2 separate regions of the Homo sapiens genome follow, and region 2 is linked to region 1. A link is a loop called in an ENCODE intact Hi-C map of the cell type or tissue named here. Cell type or tissue: natural killer cell. All regions are shown on one strand. Links, peaks and the distances in the headings refer to the core of each region. The heading gives the core; the rest is flanking DNA.

Evidence for each region. Peaks named below come from ENCODE experiments on the same cell type or tissue, not always from the same donor. Only the 100,000 strongest peaks of a DNase experiment are listed, where the experiment ranks them.
Region 2: it touches region 1 in a loop (6-fold over the local background); 1 of 110 quality-filtered maps calls a loop at or near these places.

The regions. Positions count from the first base shown.
Region 1 is chr1:92,359,056-92,375,886 of GRCh38, reverse strand. All of the region lies in intron 11 of RPAP2 (RNA polymerase II associated protein 2), which reads right to left. It also overlaps a transcript of GLMN not described here. Among named protein-coding and RNA genes, the nearest start is that of RPAP2, 68 kb to the right of the region's middle. RefSeq lists an enhancer at 10,129-10,178. In natural killer cell, for the core only: no CTCF peak of the experiment used is centred there; a DNase peak (open chromatin) is centred at 10,006; H3K27ac peaks cover 1,174 bases.
Region 2 is chr1:92,573,402-92,590,232 of GRCh38, reverse strand. All of the region lies in intron 18 of EVI5 (ecotropic viral integration site 5), which reads left to right. It also overlaps the pseudogene LOC107985727. Among named protein-coding and RNA genes, the nearest start is that of GFI1, 95 kb to the right of the region's middle. RefSeq lists a silencer at 5,615-5,764. In natural killer cell, for the core only: no CTCF peak of the experiment used is centred there; DNase peaks (open chromatin) are centred at 5,642 and 6,212; H3K4me3 peaks cover 427 bases; H3K27ac peaks cover 1,344 bases.

The DNA of each region.
Region 1 (16,831 bases), core at 8,449-12,448:
CTGGGACTACAGGTGAGCGCCACCACACCCATCTAAATTTTTTGTTTGTTTGTTTTGAGACAGAGTCTCACCCTGTCACCCAGGCTGGGGTGCAGTGGCTCTATCTTGGCTCACTGCAACCTCCGCCTCTTGGGTTCAAGTGATTCTCCTGCCTTAGCCTCCTGAGTAGCTGGAATTATAGGCGTCCGCTACCACACCCAGCTAATTTTTGTATTTTTACTAGAGATGGGGTTTCACCATGTTGGCCAGACTGATCTTCAACTCCTGACCTCAAGTGATCTGCCCGCGTAGGCCTCCCAAAGTGCTGAGATTACAGGCTTGAGCCACTGCGCCTGTCCAATTTTTTGTATTTTTAGTAGAGACAGGGTTTCACCATGTTGCCTAGGCTGGTCTTGAACTCCTGAGCTCAGGCAGTCCACCTGCCTCAGCCTCCCAAAGTGCTAGGATTACAGGTGTGAGCCACTGCACCGGCCCTTTCCCTGAATATTTCTGATCTGTGATTCGCTGAATCCACAGTTACAGAACCCCTGTGTACAAAGAACTAACTGTATTAGCTTTCTAAGAGTTATAAGTTGAGAAATTATTTTTGGAATTAGGCGATGTATACATGAATAAATACTGTAATAGTTCCTGTGTATTTCTAAATATTAATCTAGTGGACTACTTTTGGAGTCATGTAAAACATATTATTTTTAAGATGCTGAACCCTGAAAATCTGATGTATAATATAATTTTATGAATGATTCATTCAAGAGTATTATGATTTGCTTTTATTTCCAAAGTAATTTACATTCAAAATTGAATAAGGTCTATATATAATCTTTATGTTTTCCAGATTCATTTAACATGCTTTATTACTTAATAGCACAGATTCCTTGCCCCATCTACTTTATTTTTATTTATTTATTAAATTTTATTTTATTTCAGTGGTTTTGGGGGAGCAGGTGGTTTTTGCTTACATAGATAAGCTCTTTAGAGGCGATTTCTGAGATTCTGGTGCACCCATCACCCAAGCAGTATACACTGTATCCAATGTGCAGTTTTTTAATCCCTCACTCCCTCTCACCCATCAACTTTATGTTTTATTACTTAATAGCAATTAACTACCTGCATGCTTTTCCAGTCTGGCTGCTTACTGGGCATTTTCTGAATTCCATGTTATGTCTGTAGCAAGAGGCTCTGTGTCTCCTTGCATAGATGAATCAGAAGTGAGATTATAACATTTTATCCGCCTACTATGGTTTTGATCAACTATAAGAATTGGTTGTAGCTATTGCCAAAGATGCTACTTACTATTGGGATTCTTTTTAGGACACATACTGCCCTAATGATAGGTGTCATTGGAGTAACTCGAGTTTAGGACCTATCTGATGTAGAGGTCCAAGCACTGAGCTTGGAGATAAGGTTCTATTCAGAGTGTGCTTTTGTTAGTAGTAACCATGGAAGAGGACTTTGTAAACCACAAAGCACCTAGCAACGCAGTCCCTATATGTGCATAGAACCAGGCCCAGTGAAAAATGAACAGACTTAATACCAGAACTGTTCTTTTCATGGTCAGTAATGGCCTCCTAACTTCCACTTCTGAAAGGCTCTTCTGTGTTCTCTTCCTAGTTAACTGCAGTATTGGATGTTTCTGATCACTTCCTCCCTTCCTAGAATTCTCCTCCTCTTAGTCATGGTTTTTCTCCTACCCCTGATTCTTTATAATCTCTCTTGTTGGCTTCTCAATGTAATAGAATAGGTCAATGGACAACCTATGGTCCACAGGCCAAATTGGGCTTCCCATTTATTTCAAATACAGCCATAACCATTTATTTACATATTCCATAGTTGCTTTCATGCTACAACAGCACAATCAAGTAGTTGCAAGTGTAGTACCAGCAAAGACAAACATATTTATGATCTAGTCCTTTACCAAAGTTTGCCAACCCCTGTACTATTACATACAGCTTTAATTATTTTTTTTTGAGACCAAGTTTTGCTCTTGTTGCCCAGACTGGAGTACAATGGCGCTATCTCTGCTCACTGCAACCTCCGCCTCCTGGGTTCAAGCAGTTCTTCAGCCTGAGTCCCGAGTAGCTGGGATTACAGGTGCGCCACCACCACGCCTGGCTACTTTTTTTTTTTTTTTTTTTTTTTTTTTTTTTATTTTTAGTAGAGACGGGGTTTCACCATGTTGGCCAGGCTGCTCTCGAACTCCTGACCTCAGGTGATCCGCCTGCCCTGGCCTCCCAAAGTGCTAGGATTACAGGTGTAAGCCACTGTACATGGCCTTACAGTTTTAATTTAAAATGAATAACTCAGTCATTAATGTAATGCTTTATATACTATCGCTCTGATGATTAGAGCAATTACAACAGGAGATGAGAAATCTAAAGGAACCGTTTAGCTCTAGGATATTCACGGGCTGATCTATGAAAAATCTCTCACATACTGGACCACTTACGGATGGAGGATGCTTAGTAACCAAAACTATCTCATAAAAGTTTCCAGCTGGAGAGAGTATTTTCCCTGGCTCATTCTATTCCAATCATACTGGCTAACCATATCTCAATTTGTGCTGAGGTTAAATTTGTCCTCACTTTAGAGGCTTCTTTAGAGGCTTGCTTGGGGATATTCCCCCTCAGTTCTCTGCATGGTAGGATCCTTCATGTGATTCAGTTTTGTTTAATGTCACCTTTCCCTCTAAAAATCCATCCTCAGTCTCACCTCTCTACTTCCTTTCTTTGCTTTTTCTCCATCATCATTAATAATTGTCTATTTGTTTGCTTGTCTATCTCCATCCAAAAGAATGTGAACGTCATGAGGACAATGACTTCATATATTGTGTCCACTGTATCCGTCGTGCCTGTTACACTGTAGATCATCAATAATTACTTGTTGAAGAACTAGTTTAAGAGGACAATTATTTATTGTGATTACCGAAATGTTTTTCTCTTTCACAAAATTTTCCTCCTCTCATTTGGAAGATTGAGATGAGGCCTTGCTGTGTCACTCTGGCTGTAGTGCAGTGGTGCGATCATAGCTCACTGAAGCCTCGAACTCCTGGGCTCAAGCAATCCTCCTGCCTCAGCCTCCAAAGTATTAATAGCTGGGACTACAGGCATGTGCCACCATACCCGGCTACTTTAAAAAAATTTTTTTAGTGTCTTGCTATATTGCCCAGGGTGGTCTTGAACTCCTGGCCTCAAGCAATCCTCCTACCTCATCCTCCTGAGAGACTGGGATTATAGGTGTGAGCCACTGTGCTGGGCTCCCCTCCTTTCATTTTTAGAAGAATGGAGGAAACATTTTCTTCATTCCCCCTCCCCCAGGCCACACATTCTGCATCTTCCTGCCAGAATATTTCAAAACATCCATCAGTGAGGTGTGAGATGAGCTTTAAATTCATCAGGCATTAAATCATGACCTACCACTTGTTACTGAAATTCTCTTCCTCACTTCCATTTGTCCTGGAATTCAGTGTTGTCTGGGAAGCCCTACGACTGGCTAAGCATGAATAGTGCTATGTGCCACTGAGCAGGCTTAGGCGTTAGCTTTAATTCACTTCCAGAACTACAAAGGAAACTGTAGAGCAAGGGGCTGGGCCTGGAGTGGTTGCTTGGTCCCTTTCTCAGGAACAAAAGTACTTAATTAAGCCTTATAGGTGAAATATGAAAGGAGAGGAAATTCTTTTCATTCTAAATGATATGAGATTTACTTGGCCAAGGGAAGAAGCAATTTAGGGTATCTACATAAAGTTATTTTTTAATTGGCAAATAAAAATTGCATATATTTATGGAGTACAACATGATGTTTTGAAATATGTGTACATTGTGGAATGACTGCGTCAAGCTAATTAACATATGCATTACCTCATATACTTATTTTTATGTGGTAAGAACACTTAAATCTACTGTTTTGATGATGATGATAATAATGGCTAATATTTATTGCTTTCTAGGTGTAAGATACTTCTTTTTGTTTTGCTTTTTCTGGTTTTTTTTTTTTTTTTTTTGAGACAGGGTCTCACTGTCACCCAGGATGGAGTGCAGTGGTGCAATCGGAGCTCACTGCAGCCTCAATCTCCTGGCCTCAAGCAATCCTTCCACCTCAGCCTCCCAAAGTGCTGGGAATACAGGCATGAGCCACTGCACCTGGCCCAGGTTTTTTTTTTAAGATTCCACATATAAGTGAGATTGTGCAGTATTTGTATTTGTGCCTGGCTTATTTCACTTAACTTAACATCCTCCAGATTCACCTATGTCGTCACAAATAACAGGATTTCCTTCTTTTTAAAGCTGAATATATGCCGCTGTTTATATGTATATAATATATATACCATATTTTCTTTATTCATGTATCTGTTGATGGACACTTCGGCTGATTCCATATCTTGGCTATTGTGAACAATGCTGCAATGAAAATGGGAGTGCAGATGTCTCTTTGACATACTGATTTCATTTCCTGTGGATCTATCTTATCTATCTATCCATCTGTCTTATTTATCTACCTAGATACCTACCCACCCACCCACCCTTCAGTGGGATTGCTGGATTATACTGTAGGTATATATATATATATATATTTTTTTTTTTTTTTTGAGACAGAGACTCACTCTATTGCCCAGGCTGGACTGCAATGGCACGATCTCAGCTCACTGCGAACTCTGCCTTCCAGGTTCAAGTGATTCTCCTGCCTCAGCCTCCCGAGTAGCTGGGATTACAGGCACATGCCACCACGCCTGGCTGATTTTTCTATTTTTAGTAGAGACGGGGTTTCACCATGTTGGCCAGGCTGATCTCGAACTCCTGACCTCATGATCCACCCACCTTGGCCTCCCAAAGTGCTGGGATTACAGGCATGAGCCACAGTGCCCGGCCTATTTTTAATTTCTTGAGGAACCTCCACATTGTTCTCCATAATGGCTGTACTAATTTACACTCCCACTGACAATGTTCAAGGGTTCCCTTTTCCAGGTATCTTCACCAATGCTTGTTATCTATAGGTCTTTATTTCTGTGTAATTCTGGCTATCACTATTCTTGCATGGGGTATATTTTTATTTTTTTTAGGTAAATGAGAATAGCAGAAAGTATCAGCAAAATGAAGACTCAACTGTTTTGGGGATTTATACTCCCTTTCAGTCTCCTTCTATTAAGAATTAAATGAGACCCAAAGCCCCCACCCCCGTGTTTTTTTTTAAAGTCTCACCAAAGTAAGCAGAATAGACCCTTTCTTAATATAGTGATTTGGTCTCTTTTCACAAAACTGCTAATAAACTACCTACATGATTTTGAAGGATGGAGATTCTACACTTCTATGTGTAGCATGCTGCAACAGTTAATAAACCTTAAATTCTAGACACTGTTTCTCATATATAATCTAAATGTCTCTTGCAGGATTTTATTTTCTTCTTCATGGAACTTTTGTGGGTGTTTTTGGTGGGGGGGTACGAAAGCTCTTGAAGTTATTCCTTCATATTCTTGAAAATGATTCTCAGTTAATTCCAAGTCTTTTTAATCTTTCCTTATAGATGCCATCTGACTACTCCCTATTGGGATTGGTGTTTGCAGTGGTGTTCTTTCCTATACTCACTTCTAGCTTATCATTTTCTTAAAGCGTAGTGCCCCATAATATAAATATTGTCCAAACTGTCCAAATTCAGTACTTCAAAATATAAAACAAAACATGTCCAACCCCACAGAAATATATCATAAAATAGACTGGGCACAGTGGCTCATGCCTGTAATCCCAGCACTTTGGGAGGCTGATGCGGGCGGATCACTTTTGGCCAGGAGTTCAAGACAAGCCTGGCCAACATGGTGAAACCCCATCTCTACTAAAAATACAAAAATTAGCTGGGCATGGTGGCACATGCCTGTAGTCCCAGCTACTTGGGAGGATGAGGCACAAGAATCACTTGAACCCTGGAGGTGGGGGTTGCAGTAAGCCGAGATCGCACCACTGCACTCCAGCCTGGGTGACAGAGCAAGACTCTTGTCTCACAGAAAGAGAAACATACAAAATAAAAATGTTTACTTTCAGGTTATCTTTCTTTGAAGTACAATTGCAAGATCTTACCAAACACCTGCTTCCTCTCTTTTTCTTTTGTTAAATTGACTCCCCAGGCTCCTCTTTTCTCCTTATTCCTTTATCTGTGCAGTATAAATTATGATATACTAATTACTTACCTGTTTAATTTTTTCATTAATGAACAACTCCTACCCCAATACACAATGAAAGGGACTCAAGCCTCTATTCCAATCTTGCAACTTCTAATAGTGAATATCAAATAAATCCAGGATGGGAGTGGTGACTTATACCTGCAATCCCAGTGCATTGGAAGGCTGAGGTAGGAAGACTGTTTGAGGCCTGGAACTTGAGACCAGTCTGGGCAACAGAGCAAGATCCCATCTCTACTAAAAATAAAAAAATTAGTTGAGTGTGGAGGTGCACGCCTGAAGTCCCAACAAGAGGCTGAGGTGGGAGGATCGGTTCCCACAACTTGTAAACTTGACCCCAGGAGTTCAAGTTTACAGTGCGCTATGATCATGTCACTGTACTCCAACCTGGATGAAACAGCGAGACAGACCTTGTCTCTAAAACATAAACAAAACAAACAAGCAAAACCCCATAATAACATGGTGGGCCCAAATAACTTCTATGTAAATAAAAAACAGTAATTTATACTACAGCTGATATTTAATGTGTTTTATGCAGGAAATACTTATTAAAATAATCAGCAGAGAATGTGATTGGCTGTAAGTAAAAACAAAAGATTTCTGTTGAAAGTTATTTCTTTCAATTGCTTTTAAGTATGAATAAAAACCTCAAAAGGTGACACTTAAGATGGCTTAACACAGGCTATCTGCTGGTGAATATAATTTGAAAACAACTCACATGATAAAAACTTACAATGTATAAATCACAAATGAGGAAACTGCTCATGAAACCTCCACCAATTCAAACCTCACTTCTGAAAATACAGATATCCTTCTATAACAATTCTTTACCATATGGTAAGTGGCGTAACAACAAAAGCAAAAAGCCAAGTGTCAAACTGCATCTTATTGATAAGACCTTTATTTAGCTGACTGCTCCACATATGCTACACATCAAAAGGAAAGAATGTAAATCAGGTTAGGACAAGTACCCTCCATTTGTTATTACTGAGCTATCAAACAACATCTGGTTAACAGGAATTATTATATACAGTAGTAAGAAGAGTTTCCAAGTTTGGGCAAGATAACTGAATCAAGAGAGAGATTTTTAATTAAAAGTTGGCATTTTTATTAAAACCTTCTATCCAAGGATTTAGAGCTGTACAAACTCTTGACTAAACCTCAGAAGTAAGGTACCCATAATTTTGGAAGTCACCAGTTTGTATTCTGTCAACAGAAAAATATATATAAAGAGTTAAAGTTGTGGTTTATTGAGCAAGTAGAGCTAAACTGATGAATCTCTATGTTTTTTATCTCGTGGAGTACAATAAAAGTCAGTAACGAACTTGGATTTTTTTCTTTTTTTGAGACAGAGTCTTGCTCTGTCGCCCAGGCTAGAGTGCAGTGGCACGATCTCGGCTCACTGCAACTTCTGCCTCCTGGGTTCAGGCGATTCTCCTGCCTCAGCCTCCCGAGTAGCTGGCATTACAGGTGCCCACCACCACGCCTAGCTAATTTATGTATTTTTATTAGAGATGGGGTTTCAGCGTGTTGGCCAGGCTGGTCTCAAACTCCTGACCTTGTGACCCACTGTGGCCAGCCATGAACTTGGATTTTTAAGTGGCCTTCCCCATTCTGGTCCCTATTGTCTTGCTCACTGCACTCATACTGAACCACTGGAAACTCCATATTGTAGCTCCACAATCTGAATTATCCTTTCCTGAATAATCCTAGGTGATACGTGTGAAGATCACATCAGGCACCTTCCTAAAATGATATAGCACAGATAGCTGCAAACCTGACTTTCAAAACTGGACAGAAGTAATAACTCTCTCATAGAAGGATTTTCCTGAGCGTTCATAATTTATTTCCAAATTTGCAAAATCAAACGAGTAGGCAGTTATAAAATGACACGGAACAACACTCCTCATACTCCACATAATCTTTCTTACAGAATAAAGAGCTGTGAGAATGTCTATGTGAATAAAATGTCACCAGAAAGCATGCTTCTCTATGGTTTGGGGTTGGAGGAAGGGACAGGAAGTGAAAGGCCACACACTTTTCTGTACCTATCAGATTTGAGAAATTACTGGGTTCATGCAGAGTTCTGCTGCAGTAGGGAGACCTGTTCTGCTGATTACCATGCATAAAGGTGATGAAGATGTAAAGACTGCTAAAAGATAACATTGGGCTGAAAAGAAAATTTTTTTAAACACTCATTCTCTCACCCTTCAGAAGTTAGGGCTGGGAAGGAGAAGGTAGGAAGATTATTTCTGTCAAACAGCCATACCTTCAATGTGTACATGCACAGGCACTATGTTTATCACTTTAACCAATTAAAACAAATGGGTATTATAATACCTGACACTTTGAAGGCTTACAATCAAACAAACGCAAAAGCCGTCTGGGATAGATGAGGCACTAATTAATAATGGGTTGGGTAAGTAAAGAATCTAAAAGAAGAGGTTTAACAGCATAGTCTTATTTTAGGAGGCTATACGGTTATATTTGAGGAAATCACACTTAATTTTCCCAAATGTGTTTTAGGTGCAACCTATCCAGTCACTTTCCTTTTGAGAGCTGAAGTACCTGAAGCTTTGGAGATGGTAAAGGAATTATTGAGGGTCATACTGGCTAAGAAGAGTGCTAAAAGTGGAGACCTTTATCACAAAGGTATCTTGTTTATTTGCTTATCTATCAAGCCCCAATATTTTCTTCCTGCATGGCAGTAACAACTGTCACCTTACCCATATTTTATCTTCTTCTAAAACTTGAGTAGAGATTTCTCCCTTTTCTACAAGAACAAGTGGTAAATGATCAAGGATTAAACCAAAATACCTGTTTGCACACCCATACAATCAAAACTGAAATGAAGAGCTGTGACCAGTAACACCAAGGGTCAAAATGTCACCTATTTCCAGAAATTGCAGGGCTCCATACAAACCCCAGACATTTTGCAAAATGCCTCTCTCAGATACTGAAAAAAAAGTCTGGTATATACTTTCAAAAGGAATTTTATCTGTATGTTAGATAAAATATACAATATATACTGCATGCTCCTTAGCATGAAAGTAATTACAATTTCATGTTTAATATTAACTCTTTCTCTGCCTTGCTTGTTTGTTATTGAGGAAAAGGCAGAAGATTCAACTCCATTAGTGAGACACCGAAAACATCTGTCTCACATGTGGCCCCTGGCTTCCTCCCCAAAGTAACACAATAGCTCCCTGGGCATAGAGAACGAACCTGTCACCCTGTTGAAGAGTTTTTGTTTTTCCATAAAATAACATGGACTGGGCCACATGCATAGGTAACTACTTTGTGGTACTTTGCTAAACTGCTGTTATTGATGTTGTTTTTCAGTAAATATGGTTTTATAATTGATAAGGAAACAAATGCCAAGAGGTCAGAGCTAAATTTAAAATTCAGACACTTTTTTTAAGAGACATGGTCTGGCTCTGTCACCCAGGCTGAGGTGCAGTGGTGCAATCACAGCTCACTGCAGCCTCAAACTCCTGGGCTCAAGCAATCCTTCTACCTCAGCCTCCCAAATAGCCGAGACTACAGGCAAGCACCACCACATCCGGCTAAAACATTCAGATACTTTAAAATGGATGGTGGGAAACTTTCTAAATTGGAGCTAGAGAGCTTCTCCTGAATGCCAGTTCTTTCCTAGTTGTTCCCTTTGTGGCAGGAAAGATCTCAACAACTCAGTCAAACCTAAGAAGCTATCGTGATTTCCAAGTTTGTTAAATTTTTTTTTTATGAGACTGACTTGTTGGTCTTCAACCTTTCTGTGAAGTTGCAGGAAATGTTGAGGCTCAAGTGACTTTCTTAAGGTCATGTAAGTCAGTAAAAGATGAACAAATAACCCCAGAAGTACTCCCACTAGTCTACACTTCTAACCGCTAGACCACACAAGTTCACATGTCTGATTCATTTTAAGAACTGAGTAGATCTTACAATTTTCAAAGACCCACTTGGATATACTCTTCAAATAATTTTTGAAATCTGTCATAACCAAATAAAACGTACAAATGAAAACCAACAGTTTTGCTGTTTCTAATTCACCCTTCCTTTGTGATAGTCAAGAGGAACCTTTCAAACTATTAACGATTTTAGAAAAAAGGTTAAGTACCTCTAACCAAGCAAATCCTGGTATATGCAGCTAAGTCAACTGATTTAGCACTTCTCTACTTAGCACACCAATGTGCACTAGAATTAAGACAGTGGTTCTCAATTCTGCCTGCACAAATTAGAATCACTTGGGGAACTTAAAAAATTCTTATGCCCATGCCCCACCCAAGACCAATGAATCAAAATCTTTGAATCAGCCATTAGTATTTTTTTAAAACCTCCCCATGTAATTCTAATGTATAGCCAGTATTGAAAACAACTGATGTGAAGCTGTGTTAAAGTTCTGAATTGAATAAATTTGTGTAGTTCTGTTTATTTGTTATACTTGTTAACTACACTTTTGGAAGAAATCGGATAGTAAAGAAAATGAGATTTTTATATAAATGTGTAACAAAGCAGAAGGGCCCAATGAGAGGTCTTACTTAAGGGGGTTTATACAAGGGAGGTATTATTTCTGACTGTGGGGTGTTAAGGAAGGCTTCTAAGGAGTTGGTAACATTTGAACTGGATCTTGAAGGCTAGAATAGGCAGATATGAAAAGAAAATAAGTTTCAAGCATAGGTCAAGTCCTATTGAAGATGATTGTGGGGGAAACAGTCAGTGGACATAATGTGAAGACATAAAAGGGAAATAAGGTGAATAGGTAAGTTGGGGCCACTTCTGAAGGGCCTTGAATTTCATGCAAAATTATCTGGTAGGAGCTGGGAAGTCACTAAGTTGCTGAACAAAGGCCTGCCTTGATCAGAGTTAAGCTTCAGTGAGATGATTTTTAAAGCTAGAGGGAAGGATGGACTAGTTGAATGAAGAGACACACGGCAAGGAGACCTGCTTGGGAGGGCTATAATTGCAGCAGTCTAGGCAAGTAATGAAGGCCTAATGTGGGTTAGTAGCAGTGGCAATGGAGAAAGCTAACTGTATACAGAACTAAAAGGACTTAGCAATTGATTAGATATGAGAGATAAAGAGAAGCACAATTCTGGGTAATTAGGAGGATACCAATGCCACCAAAAGGGGCCATTTGAAAGGCAAAATGACTTAATCTCAAATTTGAGAGTTTGAAATGCTTGGGAGATATCCAAATGAAGGTGCCCAGCAAAAAATAAAAAAAAATTTGGTCTACGATTTAGGAGAGATGTCAGAGCTGAAGATACCATTTTGGGGGGAGAAACACAAGAATTATTTGATGAGGATGACCAATTTTCTTTCTAGGTAACTCTACTTTTCTTCCTTATATTTGTCTTGATTTTTTGAACTATTATCTCATTAGTACTCTTCCAAACCTCTTGCATCCTTGCTTTAGCTTTTCTACCTAGCAAAACCTACACCCTGAGATAAATGTTGCAATCTGCTTTCTCCATACCTATAATAGATGGCTGGAAACTACTGGTGGTATGGAGATATGGGGAAGAAGGGAACCCTGAAGGTCGATACCACTACAAATCCATGATCTGTAGCCTCATCTGGATACTTAATGTCACTTGTCAATTTTCTCTCACCCTGAATTAGCTCCTTTTCTGGATCCTCTCAATGACTACTCCATTATCATTACAGTTGACCCCTGAGCAATGCAGGCATTAGGGACACTGACCCCCTCCCCCATGCAGTTGAAAATCTGTATATAACTTTTGACTCCCCAAAACTTAACTATAAATAGCCTACTGTTGACCAGAAGCCTTAGAGACAACATAAGCAGTCGATTAACACATATTTTATGTTATATGCTTATAATAAATATTACATAATGCATATGTAAGGATATGTATTAGATCCTTATAATAAAGTAAGCTAGAGGAAAAAAAATGTTAAGCAAATCATAAAGAAGAGAAAATATATTTACTATTCATTAAGTGGAAGTAGATCATCATAAAGGTCTTTATCCTTGTCTTCACATTGAGTAGGCTGAGGAGGAGGAGAAAGAGAAGTGGGGTTGGTCTTGCTATCTTAAGTGTGGCAGAGGTGGAAAAATATCCGCATAGAAGTGGACTTGCACAGTTCAAACCCATAAACCCATGTTGTTCAAGGGTCAATTGTGTTTTCACTCTTTATACAACCGTAACTTCTGTACTCTTAGAAGAGAACCTCATACCCTACTTCACTGAAAAATGAAGTTGTTAGGCATGATGTAAAAATCTCTCCCTTCTACCTATAAATGCATCTGCAGCCACGCTGTTCTTTTCTTCCTGTCTCAGAAGATGTAGTATTTCTCTCCTGTTCACACTATTCCATCTGCCTGTGCCATGATCACATTTCCTTGTGCCTCCTCTGAGACCTGCCCTGTTCCATCATGTGTATCTACCTTGCCCGCAGCTTCAAATTATTTTTCTTTATTGGCTCCTTCTCCATACCGTATGCTTAAGTCTGTTTCTATCCAAAACAAATGGTTACTGTTCAATCTCTTTCCTACCCTTATCATCAGGTTCCTCAAAAGAGAAGCCAACGTTTACTGACTCCACTTCCTTATCTTAACTTGAGATGCAGGGGTTCATAGACTCCTTCAAATTATAAAAAGGCTTTTATTTTTTCAAATGTGCATTTTTTTCCCCCTGGAGAAGGAGTATAGATTTTACTCCTACTTTCAATGTATAACCTTCTATCTCAATGTATAACCTTGGCTGCAAAGAATTAGCTAGTGGCACTTAATTTTATATGTTTGGGAACTTGATTGATTTTGGAGCATGTAAAAGTTGTGTAAGTCTTAGTATTTTAGAGCAACATTTTTTTCTGCACTGAAACCAGAATAATACTAGTTATAACCTGGCAATTTTTTTATTCTCATGAAACATTTTTGCAGTGCAGCAGATTTGTCACTCATTGCAATGAAAAACCTGTAAGTGATAAAAAACATTATAATGTGGGGCCTCAAAACTCACTGAAAAGAAAATTAGTATATAAATAAAATGGAAATAGTCCTGGAGATTCAATTACTGTAATGTCTTTTCACCACCACAAAAATTGCAGGTGTTCACCAAGCAGTTTTGAGCAGTTTCTGAAGTGCTTTTGCTGCACTCGGAATTTTCAATGTTAAGCCTTGTGTATTCTGATATGTTCCCATCTTTAAGGCAGATTATACTTGAGCTGTACTAAAATGACAAACAGCCAAATCCCAAACTCATTCAAAGCGAATGGTGGGACAACACAAACAGCCAATAGTGAGAAGCAGAAAATTCCAGGCTCTTTTTCACCATTCTGGCTTGTAAAATCTGCTTTAAAACTTTGTAAAAATATTTAAACAAGGAATAAAATGGAAGCATTTGAATTTTGCTTCCAAAAACCACAGGACTTTATTGGTTAACTGGAATTATCAGAATGAGAAAAGCCAGAGGCAGGAAGAATATTTAAAAGCTGTTGAGTCTCTATAATATACAATCTAAATGGAAGTGTTTAACAACAGAGGAGAAAACACACTCGGTGATCAGGATCTTGAATTTAACGAGCACTCTTAATACACCTGGGAATAATTTTTTTCTCCTTATAACTTTCATTTAAGTTTGCAAGGCTATGTTTTAAAATACATTCAGTAAAACTAGTTAAAGGAAGAGTTTGCCTCTTGAGTAAAAAATTTCCATTAGGACCCATTAATATTTGATAAATGCTTCCAATTCAACGAACAAATATCAACATGTAAAACATTTAAAGAATTCTCCAGAATTGTATCTGTGATGCATCAGATAAATAACTAAAAGACTTAGTGCCACCTCTATCGACCTGGTGATTAACTGCTCTATAACCAATTCTTCTATTTTGTCAGTCCACAGAAAACAGTTACGTCCATGGAAGATAAAAGCAATATTTGGAATAAAGTTTTGAATCAAAGAAACATTTTAAAAAGTTAAAGTGTTTACTAATTTTATAACTAATGAATTAAAAGATAATCTCACATTTACATCTAACTTTGTTTTTTGTTAATTTTATTAAAGATTTTATAAAAATTGTATTTGCAAAAAGGCAATGCTGGATTTGGTTAAAAGTAGCAATTCTTTTAAGGCTAAATAGTCCCATCTTTATCAGACTGTATTCACATGGGAAAATATGAATCATTATACAGATTACATCTCTATAATGAAAGTCTTTTCTTCAGTCACAATAGTAAGCAACTATTTTTGTTTTTTCACGTGCAATGCAATTTTACCAGTGTTATCAAATCTATGCCATAAGTCCATAATATCAACAATAATTTATCCAAGTTTTTCCCATCCATTCATTCTTTTGATGTATCAACAAATATTCACTGAATGCTTACTAAGTGCTAGAGTAAGTGCTTGGCACTAGGAAGACAAAAGTAATCCAGACAATGTATTTGACTGCATGGAGATTATGTTTTGGTAAGAAAACTGCTTCAAATTTACCTCACTTACTATAGGTATCTTTCCTGGTTTAGCACTGTTTACATATTGTCCAAACACAATATTGGATAAATGGAAATTCTCTTATTCTCATGTAGAAACTTACGTGTGTGTGTGTGTGTTTATGTGTGTGTATATATATATATATGTGTGTGTGTGTGTATATATATATTATATATATATATATGCTTTTTGCTTTTGGTAAATTACATGTTTATGTTCCTAAAACCGACTTGTGGGTCATGGAAGGTGAGAAGGCAGGGGAAGGTAAAAGTCATGAATATGAGAAAATAAAGGTTAGTCACCATAATTAAACATAGTGGCTGTACAACTCAAGCTCAGAAATGCCTAAATTAATTCTCCTAGGGGAATAATTGACCTGTGGAGAAAGGGAGGTAAGAATCAATCAGAGCCAGAATGAAACTAATAATACAGTAATGAATGTAACAGTAATGAAAATTAACAATATGGGTTTTTGGGAGCTGAAATATACAAGGTTTGGTTTCTGCACTTTTGAAATTAAGAACAGGAGGCAAAATGTTACCAAATAACACTGACATTTAAGGCAAGGAGAGAGAAATATGTTGCAGATATGTAGGAAAGTGGGTGAAAGGAGTTAGGAAAGAAAAAGAGGCAAATACACCTTTGATGTCATTCCCAGTCTCTTCATGGGCCACATTCCACCAGTTACCCTCTAGTTCTTCCAGCCTTGCCTGTCTAACGTCTCCTTCCCCTCTGCTACCAAAATGCTCAAACTTCCACTATCCTGAGAATCTTCTGACAATTTATCATATCATATTGGATTATAAACTCCCTCTCCTTTCTGCTTTTGCCAACCATAAGAAAAGAGTAGTCGGCATTTGCTCCGTCTAGTGCCCCAACACCATATGTAATACTATAGCAGCCTTTGCAATCTGGTCTCCACTCCTATCATTCTGTAGAAACTGCTTTCTTGAAGGTTACCCACACCACCTAATTGCCAGGACCACAGTCCTTAGTCCTTATTCTCATTTTCGTTTAGCAGACAGCAACTACTTCATCTCTAGAAAGGTAGTTACTACATTTTTCTTGACACTTAAACTTACTTTGGACTCTTTAACAGTGTTCTGGTTGATTACATACCTGTCTGAGGCACACTGCAGTGCAAAGTACATATTTTGAAGTCAGATAGGGTCTGAGTCTGAATCTTAGCTCTGACCTTGGGCAAAGTATATGTTTTTACAGAGCCTATTTCTTCCGTTGGTGAGTGGAACACTACCAAATTACCAGACTGAATTGTGAGAATCAAATAAAATAATGTAGAGTCTAGCAGTGTTTGCATTTAGTTGGTGCTCAAAGTGTCTGTTTCCCCTCCCTCCCCTTTTCTGCTTTCTCTGTATTCTTCAGGCATCCTTGGCCTTGATCCAGCTGTCCCACAAAGTTCTGTCCCATCTTGACTCTGCATTTAACATCCTCTGCCTCTTGCCATTTCATCCATCCCAATGCTGACACTAAAATCTAGGTCTCTGATTTTCATCACCATTCTTCAGCTCTAGTTCCACATTTTCAACTCCTGTCAGGGAGCCATCTAACTGATAATCTGCCTAAATCTTAAATTGAACAGGAAGTCTCAGCACTTGCAAAACAGGTATAAAACCAAGTGCATTGCCAGGCACGATGGCTCATGCCTATAATCCCAGCACTTTGGGAGGCCAAGGCGGGTGAATCATCTGAGGTCAGAAGTTCGGGACCAGCCTGGCCAACATGGTAAAATCCTGTCTCTACTAAAAATACAAAAATTAGACGGGCATGGTGGCGCATGCCTGTAATCCCAACTACTTCGGAGGCTGAGGCCGGAGAATTGCTTGAACCTGGGAGGCGGGGGTTGCGGTGAGCCGAGATTGTGCCATTGCACTCCAGCTTGGGCAACAAGAGCGTAACTCTGTCTCATAAATAAATAAATAAATATAAAATAAAAACAAATGCATCATCTCTTCCAATCAGTTCTTCCTACCTACTTCCCAGAAGGCATCAGTATCTTCACAGCCACCTGTCTTAATATCTTAAAATTATGTTTGACTTTCCCCAGCTTTTCAAAATCCTGTGGATTCTAGAGCTGTAGTGTTTCTCATAATTTGTCTCTTCCTTTTCATTTCATTGCCTCATTGCTCTTTGTTTAACTAGGCTGTTACTAGTAGAGGCTTTGAGAAAATCAATTCCATAAAAGGTG
Region 2 (16,831 bases), core at 4,390-8,389, 220 kb before region 1:
GCTGCGTTCCTTTAGAGGAGGAGAGGCGCTCTGCTTTTTAGAATTTTCAGTTTTTCTGCTCTGTTTTTTCCGCATCTTTGTGGTTTTATCTACGTTTGGTCTTCGATGATGGTGACGTACAGATGGGGTTTTGGTGTGGATGTCCTTTCTGTTTGTTAGTTTTCCTTCTAACAGTCAGGACCGTTAGCTGCAGGTCTGTTGGAGTTTGCTGGAGGTCCACTCCAGACCCTGTTTGCCTGTATATCAGCAGCGGAGGCTGCAGAACAGCGGATATTGGTGAACAGCAAATGTTGCTGCCTGATCGTTCCTCTGGAAGCTTTGTCTCAGAGGGGTACCCGGCCGTGTGAGGTGTCAGTCTGCCCATACGGGGGGGTGCCTCTCAGTTAGGCTACTCAGGGGTCAGGGCCCCACTTGAGGAGGCAGTCTGTCGGTTCTCAGATCTCAAGCTGCGTGCTGGGAGAACCGCTACTCTCTTCAAAGCTGTCAGACAGGGACATTTAAGTCTGCGGAGGTTTCTGCTGCCTTTTGTTTGGCTATGCCCTGCCCCCAGAGGTGGAGTCTACAGAGGCAGGCAGGCCTCCTTGAGCTGCAGTGGGCTCCACCCAGTTGGAGCTTCTCGGCTGTGTTGTTTACCTACTCAAGCCTCGGCAGTGGCAGGCGCCCCTCCCCCAGCCTCGCTGCCGCCTTGCAGTTTGATCTCAGACTGCTGTGCTAGCAATGAGCGAGACTCTGTGGGCGTAGGACCCTCCAAGCCAGGCACAGGATACAATCTCCTGGTGTGCTGTTTGCTAAGACCATTGGAAAAGTGCAGTATTGGGGTGGGAGTGACTTGATTTTCCACGTGCCATCTGTCACCCCTTTCCTTGGCTAGGAAAGGGAATTCCCTGACCCCTTGTGCTTCCCTGGTGAGGTGATGCCTCGTCCTACTTCGGCTCACGCTCGGTGTGCTGCACCCAGTGTCCTGCACCCCTTGTCTGACAATCCCCAGTGAGATGAACGCAGTACCTCAGTTGGAAATGCAGGAATCTTTCATCTTCTGCATCACTCACGCTGGGAGCTGTAGACTGGAGGTGTTCCTATTCGGCCATATTGGCTCCACCCCCAAAAGTCAGCTTAAGCTTGACCAGTTGTGATCAGCATTCCCTGTTAATGCCATCTTACCTGATTTCGTGTATCTCTGCTCTTCTAATACCCTTTGTTAGAGATCTTTCTTATACCATCTCACACTACTGTAGTTAATTCTTTTCAATTTTTCTGTCCACCATGTGCAGCTGAAGTTCATTGAGGGTAAGGACCATTATTTGACTTTATATTTCCAATATCGGCATACTAGCCACAGTCAAAATATGTTTATTTACTGAAATAATTTGTATGTAATAGTTTATTTTTTGAAATATCAATTAGACTTTAAATGTTATTCTAATTTTAAAACCCACATGTGAAGAACAGATTAAGTTTCTAATTTAAATGAAGTATTGGTTTCAATTTTGTAGATATTTATGGGGTACTTACTATGTGCCTGTCACTATTCTAAACACTACCTGGATTAGTGAACAAAATACAAAAATCCCTTTCCTCATTGAGCTTTATGGTAGAATGAGAAGTTAGATGAAAAAAATAAATCTTATGGTGTGAAATTTAGACAGTGGAAGACAACGGAGAAAAATGTGAGAATGAGAAGATATTGGTATTAGGGATGGAGGACTGTTGCTATTTTCACAATGTGGTTTATAAAGGTTCATTAGAAGGGGATATTTATTTAAACAAACATTTGAATCAGATGAGGCATGAAGATTTGGGGGAAGAACTACTTACTAGGAGAATAGTACAGGCAAAGGGCCTGACATAAGGAGCAAGTCTGAAGTAGAGTCTGGGTGGAGTGAGACATGGGAATTAGAGGAAGTCTGAGAGGTAAATAGAGCCAATTATGTAGGACCTAAAACTTTGACCTTTCCCGACTCAGATGGAAAATCATTGGAGGGTTTTGAGCATGGGAGTGATCAGTTAGATGACATTTAAGCTGTTAAAAAGATTTAATTGAACTGATTCAAAAAATACTTGTAAGAATTCATGGTATTTAGTTTGGAGGGAAATGAGGTTAAAAAATTAAGTTTCCTCTTATTACTGGAGTTTTCCACCATCTAAATGCTATTTATTATTTGAAGACTTTATTTTTACATTAATACTAAATGGAGCTATCTCTAAATTCCATGGAGTAGAACAAAACATAGAAAAGTCAATTTTTTCCTCAGTTAGTTAAGGAAAATAGGTGAGAATTAAACCCAAGCCTTCTAGTATTTAACCTGGGATTGAGTTTGTATTTTGGTTATTATAAAGATAAGCATATTGATTTTTGTAACTATGTTAAAAGCTTCTGTGGGCTAAGCACATCTATAAAATTAACGCCACTTTGTTACAAGTAATGGAAAGTTTTTCATTTAAAAGAGTGTAGGTCTACTCAAATCCAACTTTTGGTTTTTTTCCTGGTACCCAGTAACATTTACCCATTTTGATTAGTTTGCCCAACAGATAACCTCTAGGGATGCCTCAGATGGGCAATACCCCAACCACTCTTGGCTTAAAAACGCCCACTCAAAATTCTGTTCTGACATAGAATGAGGGTGCTAGGTTTAAATCACTGTGCTCAGATCAGTATGTAGTTTTGACAGAGATGGAGAGGAAGTGATAAAACCTTTACCATTAACTTAAAAATATTATATTTTTTAATTATGTGAAATTACCATGACATTACTAAATGATGGAATTTATCATAAAGCTTTGTGATTAGTTTGTACTTTCCAGTTTCCTGAGCTAACTTGTTAATAGTTTTTTTTTTTTTTTTTTGCCCCTGAAGCACAATCGTTTATGGCTTTCGTTTTGAGCAATTTACCTAAATATTAAAATATTTTTCATTTTTCTTTAAGGCATTTCTCAATTTTAAGCATTTTTAATTTGAAAAAATATCTTCTGTAATTGTATCTTGTCTTAATATTAATTGTCAGGAAAATACGTACATAGACTGCTTTACCTAGCTTGCTATCTAGTCATTAGGGATTGCGAGATTCTGTTTAAAAACTTTTTTCTGAAGTGTTCAGAGATTCTTTCGTGTCCAACTTCAGTACACAGTTAAATTTAAAGGGATGAAGTATCTAGAGGTTTTTAGGATATTGCTATATCTAGAATTGAAGAACATCATTTGGATCCCCCAAGATGAGCTCATAGTAAGATCTCAGTTAAGAATTAGGGGAGTTTGGACTCTTAAGTACCATAATATATATGCTCACTTGGTGTTATTAAAAATTAGTTTATGTACACTTAGTGCCCAGATTTTGGTTTTTAATACCATTCTCCAGTGAAGGGGACCAGGGCTTCTCACAGAAATGGCTGATTCTGTGCAGCACACCAGCATGGCACATGTATACATATGTAGCTAACCTGCACATTGTGCACATGTACCCTAAAACTTAAAGTATAATAATAATAAAATTAAAAAAAAAAAGAAATGGCTGATTCTAGGACGGGGACAGGAAATATAGAAGATAAGCCTGGAGCACCTTATAATGCCAATAAGTAAGGAAGTACTCAAAATGCACACACACACACACACACACACACACACACACACAGCCAAAAAAAAAAAAAAACCTACATTAATTGGAGTGTGTTGAAGGGACAGAGGAGCCAACTGAAAGAGTTCCCAATGACCAAAGGTAGAACAATTTGAGAAAAAAAAAATTTTGAAGTATTACATACTTGAAATACACAAGCCAAAGTATAATAACCCAAAGTAGATTATAACCCAAAGTATAAAATAAATATCCATGAGCCTATATTGATTTAAATGATGATTAAATTAATAAATGTGAGTTAAGAGACAAATATGCAGAAGAATTCTAAATAATTTTTGTAGATACTCCACCCTCAAGGAGGGGAAGTATAAATCTCCACTCCATAAGCATGGGCTGCACTTAGCAACTTCCCTCCAAAGGAAAAGTATGGGGGACAAAAAGAGTAACTTTACAGTGGAGAAACCTGACAAAGATTACCTAAGCCAGGTGATTAAGATTACCATCAACAGTCATAAATTACACTGATAGTACATACCCTTGATATCATGTGACATGATGAAAATGGCACTTTACCTCTCTGGTATTCCTCTTGATAACCCATAACCCTAGTCTTACCATGAGAAAACTATCAGACAGATTCCCCTTGTGGAGATCTTACAAAATACCTGAATAGTAATGACTCAAGGCTGACAAGATCATCAAAAACAAGCAAAGTCTAAGAAGCTGTCACAGCCAAAAGGAACCTAAGGAGACATTACAACTAAATGTAATGTGTCTTGGATAGAATTCTAGAAACAGGAAAAAAAAAAAACAGGTTAAAAAACAAAGGCAAAGGAAATCTGAATAAACTAAGGACTTTAGTAGTAATGTATCAATATTGGTTCATTAATTGTAACAAAGGTACCACACTAATATATTAATAATAGGGGAAACTGTGGGAGGGTATGTGGGAACTCTCTATCTTCTCAATTTTTCTGTAAATTTAAAACTTTTCTAAAAAGTATCTAATTTTTTTTAAAACTAGTTTGTGAGTCCATAGTTTTTAGGAGCCATTGGAATTATATCAAATTTTAAGTATTGGTCACAAAATTGATTTGTTTCCAATTAAATTATGATTTATGAGGAATATTTTCTACCTTTTAGACCTTGTGTGAATGCTGACTTGTTTTAAGAGAGGGAGAGTGTCTTGCTCTGTTGCCCAGGACAGAGTTCAGTGGTGCAATCACAGCGTACTACAGCTTTGAACTCCTGGGATCAAGCAGTTCTACCTAAGCCTCCCTAGTAGCTAGCAATACAGGCACACCCCACCATGCCCTGCTAATTTTTAAATTTTTTGTACAGATGGGGTCTTGCTATGTTGCTCAGGCTGATCTTGAGCTTCTGGCCTCAAATAATCCTGACTCAGCCCTGCAAAGCACTGGGCTGATTTTTTTTTTTTTTTGAGATGGAGTCTCACTCTGTCTCTTAGGCTAGAGTGCAATGGTGCAATCTCGGCTCACTGCAACCTCAGCCTTCTGGTTCAAGCAATTCTCCTGCCTCAGCCTCCTGAGTAGCTGGGATTACAGGTGACTGCTACCACACCTGGCTAATTTTTAAATTTTCAATAGAGATGGGGTTTCACCACGTTGGCCAAACTGGTCTCGAACACCTGACCTCAGGTGATCTGCTCACCTCGGCCTCCCAAAGTGCTGAGATTATGGGTGTGAGCCACCACACCCGGCCTTGGGCTGGTATTTTTAAACTGTGCCTTTAGCTAGTCCTGTGTATATGTATATTTCTCTTCTGAAATGGAATTAAATCAGTCTTAATACTGAAAAATACTAGCCAAATATTTGATTTCTTTTATCCCTTATATATTTTTCAGATTTCATTATTGGTTTTTAAAAGACATTTATGTGTACTTTTACTTTTTCTAATTACTAAGAAGAATATTCAAACCTTTGTCCATGACTTTAAATTACAGGAAACTGTTTCAAAAACTTATCAGTAGTACATGATATGAGTATGATTTGTTTTTAGAAGTTTCAAATGAGTCACCTTGAAGTCATGGAGAGGCTACCGCTTACCACATTTACCATTCTGATTAATTTTTCTTTTGGCAAAGTACAAATCAGTAATAACCTACTAAAGCCTAGTGGTTGCTATTGATATTTCAGTAAGGTGATGTTGATTAATCAGAGTGATTACTTACCAAGTGTTACAGATTTACTCAAATTATTGGGTTTTCTTCTACTATAGTAATTTCATATGCAGTAATAATTTGCTTAAGACATTTTGCTTCATATGTGCGTTGAAAATATCAATGTAGAACTTAAAATTTGTATCCATGCTGCAAGTTAATGTGGTTGCCTCTGTGACCGTTGAACATAGTTTCATAATAAAGCCTGGAAAAAAAAAAGCATTATTTAACCTTTTAAACAATCAAGAGATTGCTTTTTAAATTGTCTCTAAAAAGGTTTGATTTTTTACGAAAGAGAGAGCACTTGAATATATCTTTATGTACCACCGTGTCTCTTTTTGTTAGATTTTTCATCTGTGGGTATAATATAAAATATTCTTAAAATGAAAGCTTTACGCTTGTGTTTGAGACTAAGCAACTTGCATTGTGTCATGACCCTTCTAATACCACAAACCTTCTGTAATACTACTCCCGGAGAAAAACCCACATCCTATGCATAACCTTAGATTTATTTTGAAATCTCTATGAAAAAGAACAGAGAGAGATTACTAATTGTTTCTGTTACTTCCTTTAGAGGTATGATACCTATTTGTAACCCATGTTGTAAATGTTAATAGCCAGGAGTAAAATGTTAAAATATATTAAGTAGTGGTTTCCTATCCTAAAGTTAATATGTGAAAATTTAATAACTAATTATAAGTTTCAGTTTGTTATATTAGATATCTGGAAAGAATGTAAAAAAAAAAAAAAAGAGAGAGAGAGAGAAGGCATTGGTACTTCCAGTAGCTTATACTTCTAATACCATTGGCCAGTACAATACTAGAAAATAATTGCAAATTTAAATAAGCCATCTTTTTAAAAATTTTATTCCTATTCTGATTTTTTCCTTCTATTTTAGATTTCTTTGTATTCTTTATGTAACTGATGAAGGTGGATGAAAAATCTAATTTTTTTTTTTTTTTTTTTTTTTTTTTGAGACAGAGCCTCACTCTGTCGCCCAGGCTGGAGCACAGTAGCGTGATCTCGGCTTACCGCAACCTCCGCCTCCCAGGTTCAAGCGATTCTCCTGCCTCAGCCTCTCAAGTAGCTGGGATTACAGGCACGTGCCACCATGCCCAGCTAATTTTTTGTATTTTTAGTAGAGATGGAGTTTCACCATGTTGGCCAGGCTGGTCTCAAAACTTCTGACCTCAAGTGATCCACCCACCTCAGCCTCCCAGAGTGCTGGGATTACAGGCATGAGCCACCGCGCCTGACCCCAAGGTTATTTTTAATATTTAGAAAAAATAGTAACTACCCATCAGTAGGAGAATGGTTACACTATAGTATATTTATACTCTGGAATATTCTGCGTCTTTCAGAAAGAATAAAGATCTACAAGACATACTAGGTGAAAAAAGCAAATTATAAGCAGAATATATATTCCCATTTGTATGTATTAAAAAGCATTTGTGAGTATATGTATTGTATTTATATATATTAAGTACATGTGCATGTTAATATGTATATATGTTACATGCATATGTACTTAAATGCATTGAAATTGGCTGCAGTGATCCTGTCAAAACTGTTGAAATATTCCTTCAGGAGATAGTAAAGGGCTTGGTGCAAAAGAGTAGAGGATATGAGTTCACTTTTTATTCTTTATGAATTTATATGATTATCATTATAATATTTTATGTATATTTAAATGACATTTAAAGTAACTGTTGCTAGAAAGGAAATAAGAACTAGAACTTCCAGATAATTATAGGGAAAAAGTAACAAAGGAAACTTGGGCTACCAAGCAAAAGGGCCACCTTTTTTTCTGGCCTTAAAGTCCCTGAGTGTTGTCTGGCTCCTGCCCATTTCTCTGACCCATTTTAAATGGCATTCTCCTTCACCAGTTAGTTCTAGCAACTACTCACCTCCTTTTTTTTTCTTGAATCAAGCTCTTTCATTCCTACATTAAGGCTTTTGCTTGTGCTCTTTTTTATGATTGCAATTCTGTGCTCCCTAATCTTCCCATGACTGATACCTTCTCATCATTTAAATCTCAGCCTAGATATAAGTCACTGCCTGACCACCTTTGTAAAGTAGGCCCCTCACATTGTTACTGTGTCTCATTATCATGTCTTATATTCTTTATGGCTCTTGTCAGTGCCTGAAATTATTTTTACTTTAAAAATTAACTCTCACACCCCATGATGTTTCAGTCAACGATGGACCACATATATCATCTGGGTCCCATAAGATTATGAGACAGTATGTGTTCTGTACCTTTTCTATGTTTAAATATTTAGACACACAAATACTTAACCACTGTGTTACAGTTGCCTACAGTATTCCATACGGTAACATGCTGTACATATTTGTAGCCCAGGAACAGTAGGCTATACTGTATAGTCTAAATGTATAGTGGGCACTACCATTTAAGTTTGTGTAAATACACCCTACGGTGTTCACACAACGATGAAATCCCCTAACAACACATTTCTCAGAATGTATCCCCATTGTTAAGCGAGTCGTGACTACATTAGAACCTTGTTTGTCTTATTTACTGCTGTATGCCTGGTGCCTGGCATATCACAGGTGCTCAACAAATAGTTGCTGAATGAATTTTAGGAGGGAGAAAATAGTCATGTATTGACCTTCTATGCCATAAGAGCAGGTAGCAGGTTTTAAGTACTTTCTGTGTAAAGATTCCTTTACATACTTTATTTAAATAAATGTTGCACCAAAGATGGCTTGAAACTCCCAGAATTACCTACCCCAACTATCTAACAAAATAGTAAATAGTTTTTTTTTTTTTAAGCAAAAACTTGCCCAATAAACCTGAGAGGAAAAGGAACATAACCTAATGCAATAAACTTTAAAAAGTGACAGCTAACAAAAGAAGCAGACAGTGGTAGAGCAGAGAGGCCTGCCAGGGCTTGGCTTCTAACCTTGACTATCTATCCCATTTCCAGGCTGTGTAAGTCAGCAAAATCCCAGGAGAATTCATTTATATCTCACATGTGGAGAGAAGGAAAATGAGTATGTAATCTTCTGACTGAGGAGTGGTAGAAACTTCTGCAAAGGATAACCAAGTGAAAGAGATCAGAAAAGTGACACCTCACTCTTAAGTGAAGGCCCTAGGGCAACACACTGAATATGGGAAATGATCTGAATCCTAAAACTCAGGTTTTGTGATATATTCCCCCAACTAGGTAGTACAAGATATTTAACAAAATCTCAGAAGAGTAAGAAGAGCCCTTGTTTAGCTAGGTTTTTTCTTTCACTGTGCATTTTCCTGAGACTATAGAAAAGTGAGAACAAGCTTGAGCTTGGAAGGCAAAGGAAATAGATCTCAAATATGGTGGAGAGATAGTTAGTGTCATCCATATCATTAGCGTACTTGGAATATGTGGACAATCACCTAGCCATGAACATGGTGAAAAGAAATAGCACAACAATTTAGTTTATATTATTTATTAATTATTATTGATTATTATTTAGCAGAAAGAAATACCATTCACAAAACCAAAAATCCCAACCAAGAAGAAAGGTAATTCAAGGATAAGAAGAATTACAGTTGCTTCACACTGTAAAACAACTTAACATTAATTCAATAAAATTAACAGATTGAAAGATAAGATAGCCCTTTGAACAAGTGGCTGGTAGTCCACCCACAGAGTGCTGTGTCCAGGCCTTGTATAGACATATCTTGCAGCTGCACCTGGTTCTGCCCCCAGACATCAAAGCCCTGGGCAACCAGTGCATGAAGGACTAATTTAGGAGACATAAGACTGTTGGTTCTGACAAGGCTCAGTGTATTTGCAGGAATGGAAGGTGTATGCAGCAATGTTATGGCAAGCAAGATAAAACACAAAATTCAACTGAAAAAGCATGTTTTGGCACCTCCCTCTCAGAAGAAAAACCTAATGACTTTGGTGATGAACGAATTGGATACTTACAAGAGGTGATACAAGAAACTACTAAATACAATAAGCAACTTAGTAATACTGAGCCTACAAAACCAAAATTTTAGTCTGTACAATAAAGCTTAACAAAATATGTAAAATTGAGAACCCCTTACTTTAACTATCATTGATTGGTTTTTAAAATTTATTACTTAAGCTTTGAAGCTTTTAGAATGCCTAGTGTTAATTAAATATTCTTTTATTTTTGGTTGTTATGAATGCAATATATGAATCAGGATCACTAGCAGACAATTGCAAAAGATTACAACATTATTGGAATAGCAGTCCTTGCTGGGTGGAATTTGATTTTTGGATTAAACAGGAAAGAATGACTCTAAAATGGACAAACTTCTAGAATTTTGCTGAAAAAAATGTTTACATATAAATTAATTTTAAATGCCATTCTTGTTCAAGCATTAGCCTCATGGGTTTTCTTTAGCTTGATCAGATAAGTGTATAGCGATAATGATAGATACAAAATTCCAACAAAAATACATTGTCATTCTGAAGGTTTCATTGTTTCTACTTTAATAATACATATATGATTATTATTCTAAATGTTCCTTCTCCCTGAGTCATTGTTTATTCACAATGAAAGGTTAAAGAGAAGCTTGAAGATTCAGTATTATCATTTGTAAAATAGATAGTACAAACTATAATACATTTCTACTTTGTTTATTAATCACAAGCGACCGTTTAAGTTAAATAATTTAGGTTGGGCACGGGGGCTCACACCTGTAATCTCAGCACTTTGGGAGGCCAAGACGGGTGGATCACTTGAACCCAGGAGTTTGAGAGCTCATATCTTTCTTTTGTTTTTTAGTTAAAACTATTTTTTCTAGTTTTTTCCCCTCAAACATTTAGATCTTTCTATACAAAAGGTGAACTCCCATTTATAAGCTAAAAGTAATAAATAGTAATGGAGAAATGTATACAGAGGGGAAAAATGGCTATTAATAACTGTATTAGTCACAGTAAAACCAAACCATCACATTAAAATTGCTGAAAAAGGAAATTAATTTTATAGTATATTATTTCCGTGAAATATATAAAATACCATTGATATTTTTTATAGGCTGTCTTTGATTTATCTTTGTTTTATTTTTTGTACCTTGGTCTCCCTTGACTTCATATGAGAAGGGATTCGTAAGTAATTATAATCTGGTTTTCCACACTGGCCTCCTTCCATTGGCTCTCTTATTAAATTTGAATACACTAATAGTCTGATCAGTTGATTTAAATATTTTTTGGCAAAATAAACTCTTCATAGGCCATTCAGACAGACTAGGGAAGGGAATGGTTTATTAATAAGATGAATATTTAGGAGCCATCTGATCATCCAATGCTACAGAAGATACACGAGAAACTTTGACAGCTTTGCTTCCCAACTTTGACTTGATATCACTCTTTACAGAGGGCTCAAGAAAAGATACATGAATAACATAAAATAAGTACTGCATTTTTAGAAAAACAATTCTAGCACATGTCCTGCTATGATCTGTCTCAAATCAAAATCCTGATTTTAGGTTTAGGCTGGGTATGATGACTCACACCTGTAATACCAGCACTTTGCGAGACTGAGGCAGGAGGATCACTTGAGCCCAAGAGTTTGAGACCAACCTGGGCAATGTAGCAAGACTTGGTCTCTATTTAAAAACAAACAAACAAAACCATGGTTTATATTGGAGCCATTTATAATGATATAAAGAGAATGGGACTAAGAGTGAAACCTGGCTTCTACTCCTTGCTTTTTCCTGGCTAGTCATGTGGTCCTTGATAAGTTACTTAACCACTGAGTCCATTTTCTTTTCTTTTTTTTTTTTTTTTAGACAGAGTCTTGCTCTGTCTCCCAGGCTGGAGTGCAGTGGCGCGATCTCAGCTCACTGGAAGCTCTGCCTTCCGGGTTCACGCCATTCTCCTGCCTCAGCCTCCCGAGTAGCTGGGACTACAGGCACCCGCCACCACGCCCAGCTAATTTTTTGTATTTTGTTTAGTAGATACGGGGTTTCACCGTGTTAGCCAGGATGGTCTCGATCTCCTGACCTCGTAATCCGCCCGCCTCAGCCTCCCATAGTGCTGAGATTACAGGCGCCCGGCCGTCCATTTTAAATCTCTAGTGCTTTTGGGGCCAGGCCCAGGCTATGTTCAGTTCAAGCCACCTATGAGGATACACACAGGTAAAGAGGCCATGCCAAAAAAAAGAGGATTTAGTATTAATTTTTCATTCCAGAATTTCTCCACACTTTAGTTTTGCTAAAAGAAAGAAATGGTGACAAGAATCCACCATATGGGGGTAATAGTTCTAGACCATAATAGTCATCAAGCTGGGAGAAGAGCATCTAGAGAAATAACAATGTGGATTAGTAGAATGACAGAAAGATGAAATAGCGTTCACATGGATCCAGAAAGGGCTTTTCAAACTAATTCTTTAAAAGTCATGGTATGCAGTGCACCACCACCCAAAAGACTTGTCAGAATCTTAACTTAATCTAGCATGACAGTGTTTATCACTAGTAAATGAAATATAGCACCATAGCGCCTTTCCTTACAGGGAAAAGACAAAAGCTACCTTGCACTAAACAAAAGCATCTGTTTAGAGTTTATGGTATCCAAAACAAACAAAAAAACAACAACAAAGCCAGAAAGCAAAAATGGGTCTAAAACTTTCACTGAGATAATCCCATGCCGTGGAATATGAAGATATTAAAATATCTGTCTAGAAGATGAATCACATTTTCTTCAGCTACAGAATTTTCCAGCTGTGTGAGCAATGTCTCATGAGCAAAATGAAGCTTAATGAGTGGATATTTGATGCTTTCCTTTTATGGCAGATCCTCCCTTTGTTAGAGGTTTCTTTGTGACTAACCCTATGCTTTCCCAGAATTTAAAGTCATCCACCTACTCTATAAAATATTTTTTGCAAAGAGACAAATGATAGAACAGGCTGAAAGGCTTTGTTGTGTATTTAAAGTGATCCCAACAGTTTGAAGAAGGCATCTTAGGAACCGGCTTTGGTTCAGATGAAAACTTATGAAGCATTCACTAACCAGCTTTCCTCAAGACAGCCTGCTGGCCCGCCCTACTGATGCTACCCTGCAGCATCAAGTCTGACCTGGATTTCCTGGACTTCTGCCCTGCCGGCAAGCCGTACAAAAACTTCCAGGCTGCCAGTCCCTACAAGTGGTGTGAGCTAATCCCTTAAATTTATATTTCAAATCAGACCAGCATATTCTGAAGTGAAAATTAAGGGAGGAGGAGAAATGGGCAGGATCCTGGGGAAGATGAGCAAGCCTAAGTCTGCCTATGCCTGACAGAACAGGAGAAGCTTCATGGGGTGAAAAGGGAAGCCTTTGTTCCTTAAAGGGAATTATATTGGGGCCCTTCTGCTGAACTGGTAGACTAACATGTATAGAGGCTGATTTGGACTTGGCAAGAGTATGGCCTAGAGTTCTCTCACCCTGTTATAGAGATAATGCCATTTTCTCAGTATATTCTGAAGTCTTAAGTATCTTACAAGGTTTTTTTCATGTCCTTTTGTGGCACTCAGCACTTATTTTCATGCTTTGGACATTACTGGCAATCCTAGCCCCAAAGCTACAAAGGGAATTCCAGGTTTCTGACAAGTTTTAAATGCTCCCCATGTTATTCCAGTGAATATTCCAGTGGTTATCATTGAACTACCAAAGATGACAATGAAAATGTAAGATTGACAAGAGGCTCAGCCATTAAGAGTTGTATCAAAGGGCTCAGATTCTTATTTTTAACTGGGAGAATACATATCACTCTTGTATTTGCCCAGCGATATAGACAGAACTAGGAACCAGAATCAGTGGGCTAGCAGTCTGTCAGATGTCTTAAACTACAGGTAAATTTGTATGTAAAAATCAGCCATTCAAAAGCCACTTCTGTACCAGACATTCTAGTAGGAATGCTGCTCTAAAAATTATTCAGTTACTTGCCTACCAGTATTTTGTATTTGACCTTTTTACTCTACCCCTGTTAGCTATCTCTCTTGATACATTTTATCAATATTCTTCTTAATAATTTTACTTATATTTTAGTAAAAATTTAAAAATAAAGTCATGTTAAATATGGAGAGAATTCTTTGGACTTCATAGCACTGAAAGGTTAAATCTATAGGTTAGTCTCTTAATAAGAGGCAAAAAATTTAAAAATTATAACTACCAATACTTGTGTTTAACATAAGGCAAAAAAATTTAAAAATTGTAACTGCCAATATTATGTTTAACTTTTAATGTACATATACAAAATATGTATGTTAACTAATATACATATGTACACATGACATACATATGTGTAGGACATGTATACATAATATCATACATATGACTCTAAGGTAGAATACATGTCATACATATTTACCAGTGTCTTTTAGCACTGTTCCTATGTTTTCTGAGTCCTTCACTTCAGATATTTAAGTTTTAGTGCCCATGTCTTCTATACTTAATCCTTTGATTTACCCAACCCTTAAATATGCATTGTATTAGTTTACTCTGCTGCCTATTTGGTTTGGGAACAAGGAATAAAAACAGTATTTTATTTGGAATAATGTTGGAATGGAAAATGTTTCTGTTTCAGCTTAGATAATATACAATCTACAGACTTGGACTCTTCCAAAAAATTAACAATATGATAAAAATTCTAAAATGCATAAGGTCAGGCAAGGTGGCTGGGATTATGCCTGTAATCCCAGCACTTTGGGAGGCTGAAGTGAGTGGATCACTTGAGGTCAGGAATTTGAGACCAGCCCGGCCAACATGGTGAAACCCTGTCTCTGCTAAAAATACAAAAATTAACCAAGTGTGCTGGTGCATGCCTGTACTTCCAGCTACTCGGGAGGCATGAGAATCGCTTGAACCCAGGAAGCAGAGATTGCAGTTAACCAGGATCATGCCACTGCACTCTAGACTATGCAACAGGGTGAGACTCTGTCTCAGAAAAAAAAAAAAAAAAAAAAAAAAAAGGCACAGGGACTCTTGTAGATTAAAAGAGGCTAAAGGGATATAATAACAAAATGTAACCATGAACCTTGGTTTGATTATGGGCAGTTATAAAATATTTTGAGTCATTTTGGGGAAATCTGAAAAAAAACTATCTTCAGTGATATTATGGACTTACTGTAAATTTAAGTGTTATGATGACATTTGGTTACATAGGGCAGTTCTTTATTCTTAGAGGATGCATGATGAAATATACGGTAGTAAAATGTCATGACACCTGCAATTTACATTCCAGTGGTTCAGGAAAAAAATCTGTGTGTGTGCACACATATGTACACATAGAGAGCAAAAGAACGAAAGCCCACGTAGCAAAATGGTAATTGGTGAATATAGCTGAAGGGTATATGGGTGTCATTGTACTATTATTTCTGCTCTTCTATAGATTTGAAAAGTTTGAAAACTAGGGGAAAATTTTGTAAGTTGTAAAATAATGGACTCGATGCTTTTATATTTGCCTCCTAGTCTGGGGCACTTTCTACTACTTCAGTTATGCATCTGATACACTAACTAGGTGTTAACTGATTAAATGCTCAAAAAATAAAATCACAACTTGTAAGCAACCTGTCCAATTGTGTAGTGTATTTTAAAACCTATGGCTCGAAACATAGCTTTTAAAATCTGCTGTCTTCCTACCTAAGAAAGTTTCCAAGATAGGGTAAGTTATAACCAATGTTAAAAACACAGATTTTTAAAAATTCATTTTTAGGACCTTATAAATTATGTATAGATTTATTTATAAACAGTTTATTGTATGTTTTAAAATGTTCCCCCACTCTGTTTATAGAAAAACAAGCACAAACAGATTAAAAAACAAGAATGGACTCTTAAGGATACCCTTTACAACTTCTCTTTAAAAATGAGCCTGACTAAATGTATGGATTTAAACATGCTTGAGATCCACTTCTTTTCTTTCTCTTACCTCCCCAGTGTTTTTCAATATTATACACTACTAAACCCCACCTTTATCCCAAACACTTGCTCAAAGCAACTTGACATTCTATTCGTCTCAGTTTTGCTGCACTATAACATGTTAAAACCATGCTACTTAGAACTGTAGAGAAAACCTTTCTCATTTTCTCTTCAATCTCTTAGGTTGATGCACCATCACATTTAATTGTTCAACTTTTTAAGTGGTATGTTGTAGTGCAGCTGATACAGGTGAAGACACCTCTGAATAAAATGCCCACTTTCTACTGTGGCCATATACACATTGCACAAATACATATTCACTTTTTATTTTCCTGTGGATTGCAGCATTTACTGATTTTTCAACAAACAGAATATGTGACACATCCTGGGCACATTCCATCTTGTCTTCATCCTTTCTCTAATTACAGCTCTCCATGATTGCAGGGATAAAACAAGTGAATGTGTGTGCGTAGGTCGTTATCAAACAATCCAGGTAATCAAACACCAGAATTACTGCTCTTGGTACAATATTCTTCTACATACTCTTATGTGTTATATTAGAAAACACAGCTTTTTACTATTACCTATATAATATATAGGTTAGAAAATAAGATTCATTGTTTCCATATTTATTGCCATGGTCTCTTTACAGATACAACACTTTTGAGTGCTAAAAGAATTATTTTGCTGGTCCCCAAATGTTTGGGTTTTCTTTGTTCCTTAGAATGATTATCTTAGTTTTCAGTGATGGAAGTCATATATGTGGAATTTTCTCAGATCCTAAATATTTTATTTAGTTCATCATCATATGTTACTAAACTTTAAAATAATATTTTCTGCTTGAGAGCTGGGTTAACCAAGAAGGGGATTTGAGTTCAAAATTGAACCAACCTCTGTAGACAGGGAACTGACCAGCTGAAAACTAACATGGAAATAATGTGAAGTGAAACTGATAGCAGAATTGAAAGAAATTAATTTAAGGACCCTTGACAGTTTTCCTCTATTTTTGTTTTTAGATATATTCACTCTGGAAATGTGGAGACCATTTGTAAATAAGTGTGTGAGCCTTGGTCATGGCCACATTTACCATGGTGGGGGTAGTTAAAGGAAATATTTATCTCTTTGTTATATGTAAACCTATACTAAAAATCTGTAATGAGATTAAACTTATAAAATAATATTTGAGATCCTCAGGAAATAGGATAAAAGCAT